Linked DNA regions of Mus musculus: region 1 is linked to region 2. Evidence: chromatin contacts called from ENCODE Hi-C or POLR2A ChIA-PET data. All regions are on one chromosome and are shown on one strand. Each heading gives the region's core, a stretch centred on a gene start or an enhancer-like site at or near the end of the contact. The rest is flanking DNA. Distances are from core to core; before and after follow the strand shown.

Region 1 (4,889 bases), core at 719-3,218, 120 kb after region 2:
GCGAGCATAGAGGAGGTAAGGAGATTGAAAGAACAAGGGCTATACAGCCCTGGTTGAGACACTAATGTTCAGTTCCTGGTTTTAGTCATTGTACCCTGGTTCTCTTAAGTTGACACAAAGCTAACGAAGGGTATACCTCAGTTTTCTGCAACTTTAAGAACATTATTTTCAGAATGACAGGGCAATGGAAAGCCCTCAGCAGGATAATACTGCTTACTGTTGTTTTTGATTCGGTAACAAAAGTCTCAGCTTTGAGACAGCCTAACTCTGAGGTCTTTCAAAATTGTAGTCACCTGGGAAGAAAGAATGTTTAGCCAAGTATTGAAGAGGTGAGTCCCAGTCTACCCCTACTACTGTAAAAATGCCATACCGCGCAGGAGTGTCTGCCCATCCTCAAGGTAGAAAAGTTGAAGGCTAGCTAAGTGACCAGTGCAGCAGCATCTTCAGAGGCTATTAGCACCAGGCCCTTTTGGGATAGAAGGGGACAGGGCCCTCCTGGGTCTCATTTTTTTTTTTTTTTTGTATGGACACTGGTCTCATCTGTGAGGGTTCTATCATGGTGACACAATCACCTCCACAAGCCCCACCCCATTGCACGGTTACCTCAGGATATAAATGGAAAGGGATTCCAGTAGGCATGTAGCGCCATGTTGAACTCTAATGTTTTAAGGCCATCTATGTGTAAATATAAACATGTTAAAAGCAGTTCCCCTGAGCCAAACCCCATGGCCGTTAGGTAGTTTTTATTTTATGTTGGAAACAAAATATCTTTGTGCCTACTGAAAACAAAGGAAAGCATAAATATGACAACATGTGCTTTGTAAGGACTCGGTATCTTGTGGACATAATAGAGCCATATCTAGAGAACACTATGCTCAGGAAGTTGAGACAGGCTTGTGACGCACTGCTCTTTGGAGTTCAAACCAAGCAGGTAATCGTGTACCCAGAAAAGGAAAGCTTTGTCTTTAGGGGATGTTGCGATTTCCTCAGATCCTGTTTACCTTCCAGCCTGAGATTTCCCCTCTGGTTGGATTACACTGTTTAACTCAAAGCACAAGCGAGGAAGCCATCTCTGCTCTCTTAACAGATTGCTGCCCCGAGGAAGGGCGTGTGTGTTTAAGATGTTAGGCCATAAAGAAGACTGGAAGTTTAAAAGAAAATTCCATAGAAATTGTGAAACTATGACAAGTGGAATTATTTTTAGACTTTGTGAAAGGAGAAGTAGGAGAAAGAGAAATTTTGCCTTTGCCTCTCTAAGCAATAGAGTGATAATCCTGGCAACTCTGTGGGTTGGACATGGAGTAAGAGACTTACGTCACTCATTCCTGGGCCGCCTTCTCTTCAGCAGTGCAGCGTGATGACCTAAAGTCTTTGATAATTCCACATTACAAAACACATTTAATAATTTCAGTGTCTACTGGAGAAAATGTTTTTATTACAAATCTTTGAGTCTTTGTTATGCGAGGTTGTTGTGATTTCCGTGGTTAATAAGTGTGTTTCTGGATCTTGACCTTAAGCAGGCCATGATGGCACACACTTTTAATCCTACACCTGAGAGGCTGAGTCAGGCTTGGAGCCTCACTTTGAAACCCAGCCTGAACTTCATAGTGAGTCCCTGGCTTAAAACAACACGGAAAAGAACAAAAAGAAAAGGGGAGGAAGGGAGGTTGACCTTTGCCTCTGATTTGTGGGCATTCCGAGTTTTGTAGCGACACAAAGCGCTGTGTGCCAGGATATTGTGCAATAGCAGACAGTGGCACTTCATTTACTAGCATGTGACTCTCGGGAGCATTCGATAGAACTCAGTGCCCTGGGAAGCCCTGAGTGACAAGCTTATGCACTTTAGTTTTGTAAGACCAGACTATTTCAGGGGTTGTTGTTGAGAAGTGTAGCTCAGATCTGTCTGCTAAATTTAGCTTGTCACTTCACTGGGTCTTGCCTCTCACTTTCTGCCTATCACGCTGGATGAGCGCATACGTGCAGAGAGCTTTCTGGAGTGGAGTAGGTAGATAACGTGTTCGAGTGTAGTTTTATTTGGGGAAGGCACCACCTTTAGGACATCCATTTTTTTATAGCCTTTATTGATTATGAAAGTAATATGCTTATTACAAAATTTGAACTGTGAAATTATGCAGAATAAAGTCAGAAGAGATATTAGGACATAGACTCAAATCCTTGCTTTCTGTACATATGTATCTAAGATATATTACCCCCAAAGCAGGGCCGTGCTGGGCATGATGGCACATGCCTTTAATCCTAGCACTCATGAGACAAAGGTAGAAGGTTCTCTGTGAGTTTGAGACCAGGCCAGTGTTACATGGTGAGACCCTATCTTGTAAAGCCAAGCCAGCCAACAAACGAGCGAAGCATAACTGTAGTGTGTAGGACACTTGCTGAATCTAAGCTTCATTAAAACTTACAATATGGAACACCACAGGCACTTTCCATGTCCCTAATCATTTCCCAAGAAAGCAACTCGTACACAAGAGTACTAATTCTGTTCCAATTCCAGAACTAGACTATTTTCCAAGACTGGCTGGAGCCAACCGAAACCCACGGGTCAGAAGTCATATATAATCCCAGTTCTTAATTCACAAGATTCTTCCATGTTAAAGTTACCAGGAGAAAATATATGTGATTGTACATAGACAGTCTGTCTGATTTTTGTCTTGTTGTTTCAACTTCAGTTGAGTCAGGAAAGGTTTTGGAAAAGGAAAAGAAAACAAATTACCTTCCTGAACTTGAGTTTTCTGACCGCGGTGCAGAGGAGCTGAGGTCGTGAAGGGACTAGGGGGAAGTTGGACGTAGGAAACTGGGGAGGTGAAGGAACAGGGTGCCCAAAGCACTGGGTCCTTCTGACCATGCAACAAGGAATGCTAAAACTACCCAGCTGACTGGGAGTTTCATTATCTCCCGAACCACCTGTCTCCCTTCTTCAGTGCCCTCTGGCCCCAGAAAGGGGAAATGGTAGGAACGGCCAAGGGTGGAGCGGGCAAGCTCTCCTCGGTAAGGTAAACTATTCACAGAGCCTGCCCTGGTCAGCCGTGGCTGGATTCTTTTCTCTCTCTCTCCTTGGCTCATTTGCTGGTTATAGTTCATTTTACAAAGAAAACACTTTTCTTTTAGTGGTGAAGTTAAACTTTACCTCAGCCCTCCAACCCAGCCCCTCTTTGGCTGCAGACCAAAGCTGGGGCCTTTGCTTGATAGGCAAGTGTCTCCCACTCAGCTAAATTTCCCAACCCCAGATTGCAGCAATCTAACAGTAGTTACTAGTATACAATCTAGTAGTAGTTACTAGTGTACAATCTAGCAGGAGTTACTAGTGTACAGTCTAGTAGGAGTTAGTTACTTTCTCACTTCTATAACAGTATACCCGACAGAGACAACTTAAAAGGGTGGGAGCCAGGGCCAGGATATAACACATAAGAATTCCCCCTCCAGTAGCTACTTCCCCTATAGACCTTGTTCCCTAAAGGGATCAAGGGCCAAGGCCTTTAAACACGGGAGCCTGTGGAATGCATGACACATGCATACCATAGCAGTGGTGGTGGGAATTCACAGCGGTGATGGACGCTGTCTATTTGTAGAACATTCATCATTTCAAACTGAAAACTGCTAACTCTTCAGATAATGAGGAAAAGCAGGTTCTTAATGCCAAGAGCAATTTAAGCTGAAATGAGCTGAAAATAGTAAGAGAAATAACATACAGTCGCCGTGCACTGTCTCTTCTTTCTGCTGTCTGCCCACTGTCTCACTGAAGCACAAGAGATATGGGATATTTCACTGTGGCGGAGAGGAGCTCCCAGCAGCCCCTGCAGCACTTCCCTGCATTGAGAACATTTCCCTCCTGAGTGGTCCTGCAAACAGTGTTCTTAGTCAGTGCCTCCTATACCACACAGGACTTAGTCTTACTGGTGTATTATTTGTGTATGTGCTGTGTGTCCTCGAGTGGAAGCCAGAAGTTAGAGTGGAGTGTCTCTCATAACCTCTCTTCACGGAGTGCTAAGGCTTCAAACATAGATCCTTCTGCTTGTGTGACGAGCTCTTTGCCAGCTGAGCTATTTACCCCGGCATCTAGGTCTTAAAATCTCAGTTAAATATTTGTCTCATGTCCCTTCGTTTCGATAGGAAGACCAGTACACTCAACACCTTGAACGAAGCTCAGAGTAAATGCTAGTAAGTAAATCTCGGTGTTGACGTTTCCGGGAGGCGGCATGTTAATATTTGGGCACTGAGTTCTGAATGGTCTCTGAGCCATTCATGCCTCAGTCCAATGCAGCCTCTCATAGTGTCCAGGTTGGGGCTGGGGCAAGTAGGTGACAGCAGGAAGGTTTCTACACTGAGTCTCATGACCTTAGAGGAGCCTTAGTATCACAGACAAACTAAGAACTTCAGGCATCTTTCTAGTCTGGGTTTTTAGAAACCAGCTGCAGATTGGTCAGGCCATGTCAGACTCTTTTCTAGAGCTCATGGTTGCTGTCTTTAACTGCGTTTACAATATTAGGAAATGTTTTCTGTTGTTGTTTCTGGTTTGATTTTTCAAGATAGGTTTTCACTGTGTATTCCTGCTGTCCTGGAACTCACTGTATACCAGGCTGACCTCCAGCTCAACCGATCACCACCTGCCTCTGCCTCCTGAGTGCTGGGATTAAAGGCTTGTGCCTCCACAGCCATCAGGGTAGGTTTGGTTTTGGTTTTGTTCTAAATCTGTATTCTAGAAACCTGAGTCTCCATGTGTAGGAACAAACCTGAAGAGTCCATCTGTGTGCTCTGCTAGATCTTGGTGACTTGCCGAGTCTTTCTGAAGAGCACTGGAGTGTTGGCACTTAGGAAAGTCTCAGGGCTCCAGAGGGAAGGAGCTTGCCCCCTGGACTGGTAGCGAAAATGTC
Region 2 (5,306 bases), core at 1,850-4,349:
CGCCTGCCTCTGCCTCCCGAGTGCTGGGATTAAACCACCATGCCCGGCTTCTTCTTCTTCTTCTTCCTCTTCCTCTTCCTCTTCCTCTTCCTCTTCTTTCTTTCTCTTTCTTTCTTTCTTTCTTTCTTTCTTTCTTTCTTTCTTTCTTTCTTTCTTTCTTTCTTTTTTAGTTTTTCAAGACAGGATTTCTCTGTGTAGCCCTGGCTGTCCTGGAACTCACTCTGTAGACCAGGCTGGCCTCGAACTCAGAAATCCGCCTGCCTCTGTGGTACCCACCTTATAATGCATGCCTGGATGGACACTGTTCTTGGCACATCCTTGGTACGTCACATTAGGAACAGAGTCTAAATGGGATAGGCTGCCATTCCTACCTCGAGTGTCTGGACATTTGTAGTGGTCAGCATGCTCACAGAGTATATATTATCAGTGTAGAATGGTGTATGTTCCTCAGTCTCTGAGAGAGCCCTGACCAATGAATGGTTCCTCATCCCAAATCTTGGCTTTGTCTGTGTCTAGTCCAATGCTTCATCATAGCATGTACTGAAAAAGTTGCTCATTGGATACAGGCAGTGTGGGCTTAATTATGCTCAGGAAGGGTTAGGGTTAGGGTTAGGATTAGGGTTAGGGTTAGGGTTAGGGTTAGGGGTGGTGTCATCCATTTTGGGTTCTCTATTAGACTTAAACTTCCTGGTGTTGAAATGTGGGCAAGAGTTCTGACCCAGAGAATCATCCTGAGCTGTTTCAGTCCCGCTTAAAAAACACTTTTATAAAAACTGTAGCCTATTCTTACATTGACATGCCAATTCTATAAAAATAAACAGGCTGTGTGCTAAGTAGATTAGGTCTTAGCATCACAAAAGGAGATAGGGACCTGAGAATCACAGAGATGTGTCCTCAATACAACCCCAAGTCATTACCTTAGCAAGTGGGAGAGTTTGGAAACGGAAACAGCTTCTTAACTCTGAAGCTTGGCTTTCAGAGAAAAGGTCATTTGCCCATCATCAGAAAGCTATAGAAAGGGTTTGATCTGAAAATTAACTAAGGCAAGCAGAGGATCCCGGGACACTGGGTGACTAATACTAGTCATTCCGTTACAAATGTGAATTGAAATACAGTCCCAGAAGAATGTGTTTTGGGCATGATACTGCATGGCCTGTAATGCCAGCACTTGGGGAGGCAGAGACAGGAGGACTGGGGCTCAGGCTCATTCTTGTCTACATAGCAAACAGGCTTGCCTGGGTTCCATGAGATCCTGCCTCAAACAACAACCACAACACAATGGACAAGATGTCATGCTATGTCAAAGAATAGAGTTGCTACACTAAGCAATATAGCTTGTTAACTAGAGATGACCAACTGCTTAACAGATTTCAAGAATTTGGAAACCAACTACAAATTTAGCTCTCAGTAAAAGCATCAGGATGACTTGGAAAATTCAGCCAAAGTTGGTTGAGCAAAATGTAAGTGCTGAAAGACTCAGAAAGTTTTTTGTTTGTTTGTTTTTGTTTTTTTTTTCTTTCCCCTAAAAGGCCTCTTGTGTCCAAATGAGAAACAATTTGTGGATCCTTTGTCTCCAGTGAGCCTATTTCTAAGGGTTATTTCTATGGAAAGGATTAGCTCTGAAGATGAACAGTGAACATGGGATGTGACCCAGACAGCTTCTAGTATATGCTCCAATTTGTTTATATAATAGACTGTTGTATATTTGTGTCAACGATGCTGAACAAGCATGGCACAAAATGTTTGATAAACAGACTTCAATGAGCATATGAGAACATTGCAGTCAAGTAGTGATGGGGACACGGGGCTTAAAGACATCTGTCATAGTACTCACTGGATTATCTTCAGTGGAGTTCCATGTTGGGGTTTCCCTTCTTGGTCTTTATTAATTATAGAGCTATCCATGAGCATACTTTCTGTTATTAAAGCAGTTTGAAATAGTAAGCAAAACTATATTCAAATGTATGGGTAACTTGGCAACTTTTCCCCCAAAAGAATGTGATGAGTCTAGTCCTTTTAATTCAAAATAATGAAATAGCCAGTCATCTTAAGTCCAAACATTAGTGGTTCCAGAGAGCTATTTGCCCCTCCCATCCCAGTCTGAACAGAGGAAATGAGTGAGTGATTAGGAATGAGTAAGAGCCGGAGGACTTGGGCCAGCTCATCTGTGGAAAGGAAGAAGGAATATTAATATAGTCCAAGACAGTGTAGAAACCACACCAACACAGCAGCATTAAGTGTTTGCCCAGGAAATTTGAGACTGAGAGGCCTTTCGTCCACTTGTGGGTGTGTTGCCGGAACACCCAGTATGCTTAGGCTTGCCTAACTACCTTATCCTAGAAGAGGTGGATTCAGGCGTGAGAAACAGCTTTTCTAGTCTAAGAGCTGATTCATGAAGCCGTAACGCTGGCTTAGTGAATTGTTTCATTAATTGTCTTTTGAGCCAGGGGCTGCTAGTGAATACCTTTATTCCTAGCACTTGAGAGACAGAGGCAAAGGCAGGGCAATGTCTGTAAGTTGAAGGCCTGGCTGGTCTACATAGTGAGTTGAGAGAAGTGGGGGCAGAGTGGGGAGAGGGAAAGAGGGAGAGAGACTGATTTTGAATTTATGCTTTCTACAAGTCTGCCTCTCACCTGTAAGTCTAGGGTCATCTGTTTATAGAATGATTCTAGCTGGACTTCTGTGAGTGCGGCATCCTGGAAAGTACAAGAGTTTCTGAACCCATGTAAGGCTCGCTCCCTATCTCAGAATATACTGTGATGTGGGTGGGGCTATGCATAATAATGACGGCTGTCTGTCTAATATGTCATCAGCAACTTGTCATGCTAAGATGGACTAGGATTCTGTTTTTGTTTCTAAAGTCTCAGATAATCAAGTCAGCAAGAAACATAAGAATGTTAGGGACTTAGCCTCCTAGTTTTCCAAGTGAATATGTATCCCTGTCTAAAGATTTCCTCCTTCTAAAGTTTTATTAATAAAACAATGAGTGTACAGGATTTCCAGCCCACTTCCTCTTAGAAAGAACAGGGCGGGGCAGCCTGTATCCCAGCTGGGACAGGAAGGGCCCCTGCTCCCACGTCTGGCCTTGGCTCTCTGCCCTTACAAGCTGGAGGGAGGGCTTCTGGGCGAGCAGATGTAGCCTCAAGTCAGTATGGTTCTTTGCCTACTCTTTGGACTGGGCCGACGGGCCAGGGAGAGACACGGGTTTAGTCTGGGAGTTGACACCTGTAGGTTCACCTCTCTTTGGCTGCTGTGATTTTGTTGGGGCTGTGACATAAAAATGACTCTTTAAAGTCTGGAGGTATAACTCTGAAATAAGACTGACTATCTTAGATTCCATTTTTGAATCACAAGCTCGGAGATCAGATAACTATAAAGATGTTGAAAGCAGATATTTTCAACAGGGAGCGGGGAAGATATTGTTCCCTAGGGAAGAGCACACCAATTGGTTATCCAATACCAAATCGTCAATCCTGAAAACATACAAACAAGTAACATTGTACAGACTGAGCAGGCTGTACTTGTATATCTAGGAATATATGTTTATATACATATATGTATATAATAATAGTTAAAGGAAAAAGAGGCTATGAATTTGAATGCAAGGAGGAGGGGCATATGGGGGTATTGGACAGAGGCAGGGAGGGGAGAAATGAAATAATTTTCCAAATAAAAGAAGGAATTAAAACAAATTGTTTGGGCTTTTGATTGGGAATGGACTAGAACCAATGAAACAACAAAACTCCTTGTAATGCAAGAAGGATGATCTATGTGGCCGGTGTTTAGCAACTGTGAAAAATTCATTTAATGTGTGATGTTGGGATGGGTGAAGACAAAGCATCCTTTGTTGACATTGGTGATAGCATTGGTGATGCAGCTCAAGCAAAGCTGGGCTCTGAGCTGTAGGCTTGCCCATCCCGAGCTCACTGTGAAACTGCAGGCTCTTCCTGTGCTGCAGGCTCTTCTTCATGTCCCAAAGCTCAGTTAAGTCCCCAGTGACCTGATATGTAAGGCGACTGAGTACAGGCTTTTAGCTAGGGCTGAGAAGGAAGCTGTGTTGAGTTCAGCAGGAACAAGGAAATCGCCCCCCCCCCCTTTATCTGATGAGACCCATCACATGGAAGGACTTAAAAGAAAGCAACAGCAGCTAGATAGTGATGTTGCTTAGCTCATAGAATCCTTGCTTGGCATGGATGTGACCCTGGGTTAGATCCTCAGCAGCCCATGAAACCAAGTGTGGGCATGAGTGCCTTCCTGTCAGCAACTGGGACGAGGAGGCTGGAGGATGAGAAGTTGAAGTAAGGATGGGGCCAGCTTTGTGATACAAGAGATCATTCATCAAAACCAGACAAACAACTAAGAAGATAAAATGTTCTAACCACCCTTACCCCATGATCCCAGTAGAACAAGGCCGAACACACCACTTAGAAGGTAATCCAAAACAAGGTATTAAGAGCTGTTACAGTAAGGTTTATGTAATAGATGAAATGTGAGCAACATCCTTTCTGGTTTCTGACTGATGGCAATTCTTAGATTATAGACTCTCATTTTATTGCCAGGCTGAACCTTTGAAACGAAAATTTGTCTAACAGGTTCCTTCTGCAGATGTGGGAATCGAGGTCCCTTGGGAGGGTGACAGACCTTTGCACTGACACATCACTATCCACAGAGCCCAGGCTTCTAGATGGTTTAAGCCTCTGTACAAAGCTTGAGAGACCAGATTTTATAGGTGCGAAGTTTTCAGGTCACTGTCTAAAGTCACAACAGCAAAGGGATGTAAATGACATCTTGCCAGGGCCCAGCAAGTGTCCTTAACCTAGTGTGAGACCCTTAGCAAACATTTGCCCACTGCCTAAGAATAGCCAAGGCACAGTTCAAAGGACCAGCCACTTCCTCCCACTGACATTGACACTGGTTGTTTTCAGTGGAGAGAACCGTGGATGTTTTCAGCACTGTCCCTGTGCCACAGTGAGCTGGAGATCTCAGAGTTGCTGAGGCTACCGAAGTGAATGAGACTGGCTTATGTGACATCATTTTGTCAGCCTTGTTTCTTTTTCCTACATGGCCATATCTGTATATTTGATACTTTAATGAACATTCTTTAGTATTATATCTTAATTATTTTTGTGTGAAAATATTAATGTTTAATATGTGCACAGTGTTCTATATGGTTCCTCCTAAATTCTTAGACTAAAATTATGGAATTTTGAATTTTTATAATAGAAGTAGATCAAATAGTCTGAAGATTCATAAGGCTCTGGATGTACAGTGACAGCCTTCTTCCCGGCACAGGCCTTATCCATCTT

Evidence for each region. A loop is a pair of places that touch in the nucleus more often than their neighbours do. ChIA-PET counts read pairs that join two places held with the same protein, here RNA polymerase II (POLR2A).
Region 1: a map of heart shows a loop between it and region 2 (8-fold over the local background). The contact joins two enhancer-like sites. A Hi-C loop is called at or near these places in 7 of 37 maps with a recorded cell type or tissue (T-helper 2 cell, gastrocnemius and heart). POLR2A ChIA-PET finds 5 or more read pairs at or near these places in 2 of 5 experiments (Patski and embryonic stem cell).

Annotation. Positions count from the first base shown.
Region 1 is chr19:32,178,335-32,183,223 of GRCm38, reverse strand. The region is part of intron 5 of Sgms1 (sphingomyelin synthase 1); the gene reads left to right. Among named protein-coding and RNA genes, the nearest start is that of Asah2, 78 kb to the right of the region's middle. Within about 2 kb of position 1,968, at least 1 of the 3 ENCODE cell types and tissues checked has a DNase peak (open chromatin) inside an H3K27ac peak, as active enhancers do; it is heart, where a contact is called at or near this core.
Region 2 is chr19:32,301,973-32,307,278 of GRCm38, reverse strand. The region is part of intron 2 of Sgms1 (sphingomyelin synthase 1); the gene reads left to right. Among named protein-coding and RNA genes, the nearest start is that of Sgms1, 84 kb to the left of the region's middle. Within about 2 kb of position 3,099, at least 2 of the 3 ENCODE cell types and tissues checked have a DNase peak (open chromatin) inside an H3K27ac peak, as active enhancers do; they include heart, where a contact is called at or near this core.